4 separate regions of the Homo sapiens genome follow, and all the other regions are linked to region 4. The links are chromatin loops, found by intact Hi-C in ENCODE. Cell type or tissue: endothelial cell of umbilical vein. All regions are shown on one strand. Region 1 overlaps HMMR (hyaluronan mediated motility receptor). Region 2 has its middle 59 kb from the start of MAT2B. Region 3 has its middle 250 kb from the start of LINC03000. Region 4 overlaps LINC03000 (long intergenic non-protein coding RNA 3000).

Region 1 (2,500 bases), 1.0 Mb before region 4:
ATCTGTCTCAGTGGATACTTTTGTTATTAATCTTTTCTGTTTTCTTATGATTAGTGATGCAAATGAACAGCAAGGTTTTTCATATCCCTGCTTTTGGGGGAACAATACAAAATTGTAATTAGGGGTGTTGTTCTATACTACAGCCAATCTCAGGGAACAGGAATCTTGGGAAAATAAGATAATGTCATTTTAAGAGAGGAAAGAAAATTGAGATAATTTTTTATTCCAACTCAAAAAACTGTGGTCCAATGGTCAAGAGATAAGGATTTTTATTACTAATTCTGTTAGCTAGCTGGTTGATTCTGAGCAAAACAATCTTAGTTTCTTTGATCTTCTACTTCATTAGATATAAAAGAGTTTTATTAGATGGTCTCTAAGATCCCTTCTAGCCTGGAAATTTCAAGCTTAAGAGAAAAACAAACTAAGAATTGAAAATAATTCCTCTAGGGGACAGGGAAGAAAATATTTTTATTATAAACTCTTTAGTCATATTTGATTGCTCTTGCTGTGGTGTGTATATTTTTGAAATCCGGCACTTGTTACAGAATGAATTTGATCAGCTATTTTTCTTATCTCAGTGTCCAACTTAGTCTATAAGTACACAATGCTTATTTACAATTTTTAGTTCTGTATATTCTTTAAAAGATCTCTCATAAGCTCATATGCATATCTAAAAATTTTATCACCACTTTGGAAATATATTATTTCCAAAATATCCCTGAGATTTAATAGCATATGTATATAAAAATGACTTAAAACCCATTCTGTCTATGCAAAATAATCCATTAAAGAAGTTATTAAGTCTTTCAGTAATAGAGTATTATGTGGGTTATTCATATAATCAGAATAAATCCACAAAGTCTTGTAACTCTGTAGTTTAAAATGAAGTGGCTTTAATTGTTCATGGTATTTCTCAAGTGTCTAAATGGAGAGAATGAAACTTTATTCAATCCAGATGTTTTTTGACTGGTAATCTTTTGCAGTCTTTAGTCCTGGCTAGTATCTTAAGATTTGGTTTTATAGTCTTTTATATCCTACTACCTTCTTCACCCAAATTTTTAAAGTAAAATAAGCAGGAAAGATAAGTTGAAGCTAGTAGAAAAATGCATAAAAAACATGCTTTCGAGGTAAGTCATAAATTAGGATCTGAGCTATTTAGCAGGTAATGCAGTGGTGAAGATATGAGCTATATGATTCACAGTTTCAAAGGTAAATACTATTTTCTTTCTTAGGGTAGTAATTGTAGGTGGCATTTTATCTTTCAATTATTTCTTTTTCTTAGGAAGGAGGCTGAACTGGAGAAAAGTAGTGCTGCTCATACCCAGGCCACCCTGCTTTTGCAGGAAAAGTATGACAGTATGGTGCAAAGCCTTGAAGATGTTACTGCTCAATTTGAAAGGTATTTTTCTTGGGAGCCTGCACTCTTAAATATGATGTGTGCAGAAAGGGGTGTTTACCCCAGGAAATATGTGAGCAAAGCAGTCACACAAAGGATGATTCATACTAGTTTAAATTCCATAATCACCAACCGTAAGTGGGCATTTAGCATTATCTGGTAATCTTATTGTATTTATATAATTCCCCTTTATAATTTATAGAAATTCCCCTTTCTCACCATCCACTTCAACTTTTATGTGCTGAGCCAGGTGCGGCAGCATATGCCTGTAGTCCTAGCCACTGCATAAGCTGAGGTGGGAGGATCAAGTCATGTACTTAGAAGCATTTGGTGCTTCTGCCCTACTCTCTTGATGTTATCATTTTCATAAAGAATTCAGAAGTTTTTATCTCTTGCTAAACCTATAAAGAGACCCACATTTATACTCATCCTATCTTCCCACCTATTACAGATGAAATGTCCTAGTCTTTTAATCTTCAGTGACCTCATTCTATCATTTTGTTTTCTCATAATTTGAAACCTTTTTACTGGAATTTTTCCAATCAATATTAAAACATGTTAATGTACATCTGTCTGTAAAATATATTAATTAGCTGGCCACTGTGGCTCATACCAGTAATCCCAGTGCTTTGGGAGACCAAGGCAGGAGGATTGCTTGAGGTCAGGAGTTTGAGACCAGCCTGGGCAATAGAGTAAGACCTTGTTTCTACAAAAAAAAATATTAAGAATTAGCCAGGCATTGTGGCACATGCTACTTGGGAGGCTGAGGGCAGGAGGATCACCTGAGCCCAGGAGTTCCAGGCTGCACTGAGCTAAGATCACACCACTGCGCTCCAGCCTGGGTGACAGAGCAAGACTGTCTCAAAAACAAACGAAAAATAAATAAAATACATAAGTTGTTTTAAATACTTCTCTGACCCTAACTTCCTTTTGTAGCTGTCTCACACCACCAGTCATTCCCTTCTTAACCCCAAATTCTACTCCTTTTCAGTCCTTTTCCTTCTCCTCCTTTTTCTTCTCTTGACAGAGAAGATTGTCTCTATATCCACTTCCTCACCTCCCATGCCTTCTACTTATTTTCTCCTTAAATAAAAAGTTTATTTT
Region 2 (2,500 bases), 940 kb before region 4:
ATTGACCTATAATGTGAATCCTTACACAGAAAAGTGGACCAGCAATTTTGCCCTCTGCCTACAGGTTGAGTAGTAGGGAGTGCCCGTTGATTTTGTGGCAAGGGCTGGCACAGTGCTGGGAGTTGGGGCTGGGCCTTGTCACAGCAGTCTGCAGCCCTCAGATGCTCTGGGTCCAGCTGGTTAGTACCAGCCAGTCAGACAGCATTTTCTAACACTGATTGCAGCTGTGTAGACCTGGCAGCTATGTCAGGCTCCCAAAATAAAAGCTTAAGGGTCTTTTATTTTGTTACCAACTGGCCTGGTTTTGACACTTAACTGGGAACAACTAGGCTTTCAAGTGCTGGGTTATATGAGCTCAAGTTACCCACTGTGTTTTCAGATTATCACTTAAACAATCACATGCATGAAATTTAAATCTAGCACTTGCACCTAAATTCAAACTAGAATGTTACGTTAAAAACCTACAGGCTTTGTTCAATCTTGGAGAGACTTTAACTCCCAAGGGAAAAAAAGAGTCCTATTGCACCTCAATCCTCCCTAGGGTGATGGTAAGGATTAAATAGATGGCATCATTTCCATTTTACAGATAAGTTGGATCAGAAGGGTTTCTATCTTGAGTGTGCCTGGCACCTTGTTTTACATCTGTATATACTCCACTGAAAATCATTGTTTATTGGTTGAGTCACCCTATAGTCAGGAAATGGGAAAAGGAAATAAAGGTATGATTTATGTAGTTTTAGGTGTACCGTTGTTTCCATTCTGTCTGGTTCACCATCCTGGGGAAGTTTTCCTTTCTACTCTGTGTCCAAGTGTTGAATTCCTCCTACCCTGTGAGAGGATGACTACCCAGAAATGACCTCTGGGGTTATCTTGGACTTGAATGGTGCAGAGGTAACAACTGATGGTGTGGAGCCTACAAATGAATGTGAAAAGCAACAGGTCTTCCCCCGCCAGTCTCCCTTGCAGCAACCCCGCAGGAAGGCAGTGAGATGAAAAGCCAGGTATGGACCCCTGTGGCAGGGAAGTGTCCAATGTCATCATTAGGTCAGAGAATTGCACCTCCTTGCTATTCAGCTATTTTAATGACATTTTTTCCCACTTGATTTCTTCTCCTTGCTATAAGGTAATTCAGTGTGGAATGAAACCCAGAGACCGGAATCTGATTTGAACAGAGGTTTTATTGTAAGCGGTATTTGTGTTCTTTATTCTCTTTATTTTTATTTTATTGTTTTTAATTTATGTTTACAGTCAACACAATAAGCCCAGTTTTTGTGTTCTTTAAAGTGTAAGTTTTTTTCACATATTGTTCAATGTTGTAAATGTTTTATATTTATGAAAACTACAGTTTTTAGTCATAACCTTTCAAGCCTCCTTGGGAAACAGCTGCACTATTCTTTTAGACCACACGAGGGCAATGGTGTCACGTGTAAAAGATGCTCGCCTGCTGCTTTCTGAACAGATGGCACATTTGTTAGACTTCATTGGATGTATTTTTCCTTTATTGAAGCACAGGGGAATTTCGCATTTGCAGGTAGAATGGGGAAAGACAGTTAAAATTTTATACCGTATTTTTATCTCTTTGTTTATGCTGATAAAGGTAGCAAAGGCAGTTGATTTTTTCTCTTTTTTGCTGTTTTGAGGGATTGGTGTGCTAACAAGTTGAGGTCAGCATTCATTACCACAGTGACCCTGGCAGAAGATGCTCTGTTGATTTTGCATTTCATTGAAAATGTCACAGAGATAATACATAAACCCGTCTTTCCCCCCCAAACCCTCCAATACCCTTTCGATATGATTCTCATCCTGTTGTTCCTATTGGATTATCTTTGTGATTAATGTTTCTCCACGCCCATTAAGTAGGGAGACTACAGCCAGCTTTCTCTGAGGATACCTTGTGTGACCTTACTTACTCCGCGGTCACAGAAACTCTGAAGTGTTCCTTTCACGGATGGGCTTGGTCCTGCTGGGTTCCTAATGTCCCCCAGTCTCTCTGGGTTCTGGAGGTCTTCACTCAGAACTAACCAGCTCACTCTTCCTAAGGCAGAATAATGCAGAGGTTTCACCCAAAAGTAGGCAGTACTAGCATCTTTTCTATGGGAATATTTGGTTTGCCATGTTATATTGGCCTGTCCATTTTAAAAAAAATTAGTTTTCAACGCTTAAATGCAAAGACTTCTCATTAAAGATCTAGGTTTCTTGCTTTTCTTGAAACATCGGACAGCATGGTATTTCTAGCCTGAACAGCCCCTGGTGACAATCGGCAGAGCCACCTTTGTGGCTTTATGCAGTCACTGCACACACAGATCTTCCCTTTTGTTTTCCTGACACTAAGGGAGGTGCCCTTTTTAACCACGTTTGTACTCTTTTCGTTGTAATAAAAAGGAAAATGAGAATTTAATACCCATGCCCGTCTCAAAGGAAAAAAAAAAATAGAAAGGTATAGTAGGAGAGCCACATGTCTCAAGAAAAAAAAATGATCCTAAATCTAGACCTCCCTGCT
Region 3 (2,500 bases), 460 kb before region 4:
TTCCATATTCAATACCTAGTGCCTTAGGTTCTCATTCTTCTGTTCCATATTCACACACACATGTGTGCATGCAAGCATCCATTATTACTCTTGTCACACTGTAATATACGTATTGGTTTGGGTTGTCATGTAACCCCAACTAGACAGTACTTAAAGTGGAGATTTGCATCGCAATCATCTAGTACTTTACTAAGCACATTGTAGATACTTGACTAAATGAGTATCAGCATAAGAAAAAAGAATAGCTCTTTCAGATAGTCTAAATCAATCTGTACATATGGGCTACACTTGAATGTAACATCATACTGGGTGTGGTGGCTCACACCTGTAATCCCAGCACTTTGGGAGGCCAAGGCAGGAGGATTACTTGAGGTCAGGAGTTCAAGACCAGCCTGGCCAACATGGTGAAACTCCATCTCTACTAAATATACACCACACCTGGCTAATTTTTGTGTGTGTCATAATACGAAATAACATTAATGAACAATTTGTGTTATTTGATACTTGACCCAATACCTTGCTTGGGTATTTCTCTCTTGGCAGAAGAAAAATACTGCCTGAATGATTTTTTTTGTCTCGATGCTGAGATTTTCTGGGAAGCACAAGAACCAATGTAGTTGAAATGGAATGAGGTAGGGGAAGAGACACATCTTCAATACCTTTGTGCTCCTGTCTTTACACTGGTCCTTGCTTTATGTAACTTTTCACAAATTGTCTCTAGAAGTGCAGATGTCAACTAAAAGGCAGGCTTAGTTTTAATATCCTCTTGTCATTCTATTTTCTTTTGTTAAATTGAGAAGGAAGATGAGAAATCAGGACAGGTTCTCTATTCTCTCATATGGTATATCCGGCAGCTGGAGAATAGCAGTGGTTGACAAAATGTTCAGTTAATTGAAGCTATGTAGTGGATATTGATGATCTTTCTACATTTAATGGAGAAATAAATCTGCTGCTAGAGAAAAAAATAAAAATGGCTCTTTGGCTGATATATGTCCACACTAGCCTCTTCAGGCAAATGAAAAAATAATAATCACCTCCCCAGATGTAATATGTTAATGCTTAATTGTGCTCTACAGAACATCTCAAGTTTAAGAAAAATAACAGTGTAGCATATTCCTCGATTTTTAACTGTTAGATACAATGAAAACATAGTGAGATGAAAACATTTAATTCACACAGTAGCCTGTTGGTGACAGCAAAGTTACACAAATTTCAGCATGGAAACATACATTCAAATAAGACTATTTAGGCTTTCAAAATATTGTAAAATAATGGAAAGTATGAGAGATATTATTAAATGGGGCCATTATAAATACATTTCAAACACTCTGGTTATTCCTATTTATACATGATTCTGGACCTTTTGAGGCTTCAAACCTCTAATGGTTTGGATAAATAAAAACTGTGGATATTCCTATAATATTTCCTGTTCCTTTCAAAGAAGGGAAGCATTAGTAGCTCAGAGGTAATTTCATTTGTAAAATAAAATGACTTCTTAATAAAAATAAAATAAATGAATCTGAAAGGCTTAGGCATTAATTGTACTAAGCCCATTATAGTATCTTTTGAAACTCAGAAATTCTCAAAATTATCTTACATTCTTAAAATTTAGCCTATTTGGAAATACTGCTGTACGTTTAATCAATTTGAAAATATTTATTTACCTCTTGTTTCTCATTGAATGAGACTGATCAGTTAGGAAAATTCCTGCCATTATTATACTCTATATCAAATTCAAGCATTAGGCTCTGAGTTACAGGACTCAATACTATGTGCAAGTATAAATTAATTTGATTGGCTTTAAAATGTATGATAGCTAAAAACTCTGTGCATTCTCAACTCTAGTCCGTTCTGCCTATAATGACCTGTTATATTTCCTCTTTATGTAGTTTCTCTCCACTGTTGTCTCCAATGTTCCCTGCATTTAGAGATACTTTCCTTCACATTATTCCTTTTGTTCTTTCCTTCCTCAAGAACATCAGAAAGTTCTTGTCTTCATGCTCAATCCTTCTTTCCCGTTGTTGAATCCTGTGTCTTAATCAATTTTCTGTGTAATAAGAAGCAACATGAATCCTCTATGAAATGATCATAAAGAAATCAAAGGTAGATTTCAACTAAGGTTATAACTCTGATTGTCAGTGGTTTCCTGGATCTCTATGTTGAGAAGGATTCTGAAACCATGCTTAGTCTCAAAGGGAAAGTCCGCTATAATCAACTACCCTATTATGCTCTGCATGTATAGTTTAGGGTGGCATATATTATCCTAATCATAAGGTTGGTCTAAGGCAGTGGTCTTCTAACATTATATCAAAAACACGTTGAGGGCTCTTGAAAATACAGACTGATAGGCCCCACCTCCTAGGGGGTTTCTGATTCAGTATATGTCGGGCATGATCCAAGAATTGTGTTTTTTACAAGTATGTAATTTATGCTGTTGCTGGAGGTCCAGGGACCACGTCACACTTTAAAAATTACTGATCCAGTGCAGTGTTCATCTTCT
Region 4 (2,500 bases):
GTCAGAGATTGGAGCAGTGCACCTAAAAGCCAATGAATGACAAGGATCACCAGCTACCAATACAAGCTAGAGAGTAGCAAGGAAGGATTCCTCCCTAGAGCGTTTGGCAGAACATGGTTCTGCTGACTACAACTTGGTTTTGGACCTCTAACCCACAAACTACGAGAAAATAAATGTCTGTTATTTCAAGCCACTCAGTTTGTTAGTAATGGGTTACGGCAGCCCTCGCAAACTAATACAGTGTCCTGAATTATAATAAATCATTTCAGTTTAGAGGGAGTTTGCTTGACAGATGCCTTTTAGATACAATTGTCCTGTGGGCTGTCACCCCTGCTACCATTTCCAAAGGATACTGGGAGTCCACTCATGAATAATGTCTTAGTAGCTTTAAAAGAAGATGGGCAGGTTTCTTGGTGTCCAAGTAATTTTAAATAATGATGGATCTAGGAGATATAAGTTCAGTTCACTGTGCCTACACCTAGTCATCTATTTTAAGTAAGAACCTAAATAGGAATAAAATACATAGTTGACCAGGTGCTGTGGCTCATGCCTGTAATCCCAGAACTTTGGTTGGCCAAGGCCGGTGGATCACTTGAGGTCAGGAATTCAAGACCAGCCTGGCCAATGTGATGAAACCCTGTCTCTACTAAAAATACAACAATTAGCTGGGTATAGTGGCAGGCGCCTGTAATCCCAGCTACTCGGGAGGCTGATACAGGGGAATCACTTGAACCCGGGAGGTGGAAGTTGCAGTGAGCCGAGATTGGGCACTCCAGCCTGGGCAACAGAGCAAGACTCCATCTCAAAAACAAAAAAAAAAACCACATAGTTATTTTCAGGAGGCAGCCTAAACAGCTAAGAAATTAGTTGCTTATGGGAGGTAGGAGGACACGTTATTATGGAAGAGTTGATGTGTACACATTCACCTACTCTGCCACTTGTCAGTTACATCTTTGCCAACTGAAACTGTTTAAAAAAATGCTTGTATCAACAATTAAATAAACCACCTCTGATATTTAGAAAACTTTCCTTAGCTTCCTACTTGACACTTTGCACATTTTCTCCCACAAAGCAAGTTTCTCCTCTTAATTAACCAAAGGCAAGAATGATTTCTTTCAAAACTCAAACCTATACATTTAGAAAGAAAAACACCAACCCGAGGGTAAATTCATTCACATCGGTGTGTAAAACAGACCACTTCTGTTCAAAGCCCAGGAAGTGCTGATCACGCTCCTGGCCTCAATAGAAGATACAGATCATTAAAGCTCAACCCAGTGTCTGTAGCTAGGTTGTTTATTACAAAAGTAAGAATCACTAACATGTCCTCTTTGCTAGAACCATAAATCTGAAACTTCTCTTTATTAAAACTGAGATTTGACAACTGCAATACCATAGCTCCCCCTGCTGTTCTGATGCATATTGTCAGCTGCCTTTGGCAAAATCATTTTATGCCTTTCCCTTCCATTCGGCCCTCCTCTGAGCTGTTTCTGATATCTAAGTTTCCGTTTGCTTCTTAATTCTTCATCTCACCTCCCTGTGCTATTTAGCAACCCAATGGCAATTTGGAAATCGATTTTTTATGATCCTCATGTTAATATCATCTTTCACAGGCAGTGTTGGAATGATTCTACTTTTATTTAAGATCATTTCAACTGCTCTGCTAGAGCAGCTTGGAGCCTCGGAAATGGAGTTTCTACTTGCATGGACCCCTCATACATACCTCCCTGCACACACATACAGTAGTTTAAACAAACTGGAAACAAAAGAAACGTACATAACAGCCAAAAATGTTGCTAAGAACTTTATAAAGCAACGACAGAGCAGCATCAAAGCATCTGCAAATGCTTTCTCTTTCCAAATTAATACTCTATCAGTATAAAGGAGGCCACTCACCACTGGCTATATTTTCATTTTTATAAAGTATTTTTATGACTGTTTAGGGAAAGCCTGTATACAGCCATTCCCTCCATTTTGTGTGTGTAGTTTTCTTGCTCTGAGCCAACATTCCATCACCTTGGCCAAAGTAACATATATATATATATATATATACACACACACACATATATATGTATAATTTATAAACGTATTTAATTTTTATATGTATTTAATTTATATATTTAAGGTATGGCTTGACATACATTTTGGAAGATGCCTGGAGTATAAGTTATGGGTGACTGCAGAATCCTGATCTGGTAGGCTCTAGATCCTGAAGGCATTTTTCCTAAGTTAAAATTATGCATATATGCAAGATAAGGAACATGTATGTACCCCTTGTCTGGGATAGATGGCAGGCTAAGGGACCAATTTTAAGAAGACCAAGTGGACCTGCCATCTGGTATTTGTAATCATCAACTTCCATGTATGCCTCACCACTGGACTAGAAGCTACTTGAAGACAAACATTGTAAATTGTTCTCCAGCTCTTTCAGCATCAGTACAGAAAGCATTTTATGGATCTTGTGTGGCTGAGAGAATTAATGCATGAATGAACACTGCAGACC

Evidence for each region. Hi-C counts contacts between places; a loop is a spot of excess contacts. Peaks named below come from ENCODE experiments on the same cell type or tissue, not always from the same donor. Only the 100,000 strongest peaks of a DNase experiment are listed, where the experiment ranks them.
Region 1: a loop joins it to region 4, with 4 times the contacts of the local background. A loop is called at or near these places in 2 of 110 quality-filtered maps.
Region 2: a loop joins it to region 4, with 10 times the contacts of the local background. A loop is called at or near these places in 80 of 110 quality-filtered maps.
Region 3: it touches region 4 in a loop (11-fold over the local background); 11 of 110 quality-filtered maps call a loop at or near these places.

What each region holds. Positions count from the first base shown.
Region 1 is chr5:163,477,402-163,479,901 of GRCh38, forward strand. It overlaps HMMR (hyaluronan mediated motility receptor), which reads left to right. Exons shown (of 18, transcript NM_001142556.2): 12 at 1,283-1,399. Among named protein-coding and RNA genes, the nearest start is that of HMMR-AS1, 15 kb to the right of the region's middle. In endothelial cell of umbilical vein, no CTCF peak of the experiment used is centred here; a DNase peak (open chromatin) is centred at 1,560; H3K27ac peaks cover 1,167 bases.
Region 2 is chr5:163,563,098-163,565,597 of GRCh38, forward strand. No RefSeq gene overlaps it. Among named protein-coding and RNA genes, the nearest start is that of MAT2B, 59 kb to the left of the region's middle. In endothelial cell of umbilical vein, a CTCF peak has its summit at 1,398; DNase peaks (open chromatin) are centred at 774 and 1,414; H3K27ac peaks cover 863 bases.
Region 3 is chr5:164,047,539-164,050,038 of GRCh38, forward strand. No RefSeq gene overlaps it. Among named protein-coding and RNA genes, the nearest start is that of LINC03000, 250 kb to the right of the region's middle. In endothelial cell of umbilical vein, no CTCF peak of the experiment used is centred here; a DNase peak (open chromatin) is centred at 1,203.
Region 4 is chr5:164,502,952-164,505,451 of GRCh38, forward strand. The region is part of intron 2 of LINC03000 (long intergenic non-protein coding RNA 3000); the gene reads left to right. All of the region lies in intron 2 of LOC102546299 (a long non-coding RNA gene), which reads left to right. Among named protein-coding and RNA genes, the nearest start is that of LINC02143, 37 kb to the left of the region's middle. In endothelial cell of umbilical vein, a CTCF peak has its summit at 1,401 (motif pointing left); a DNase peak (open chromatin) is centred at 1,390.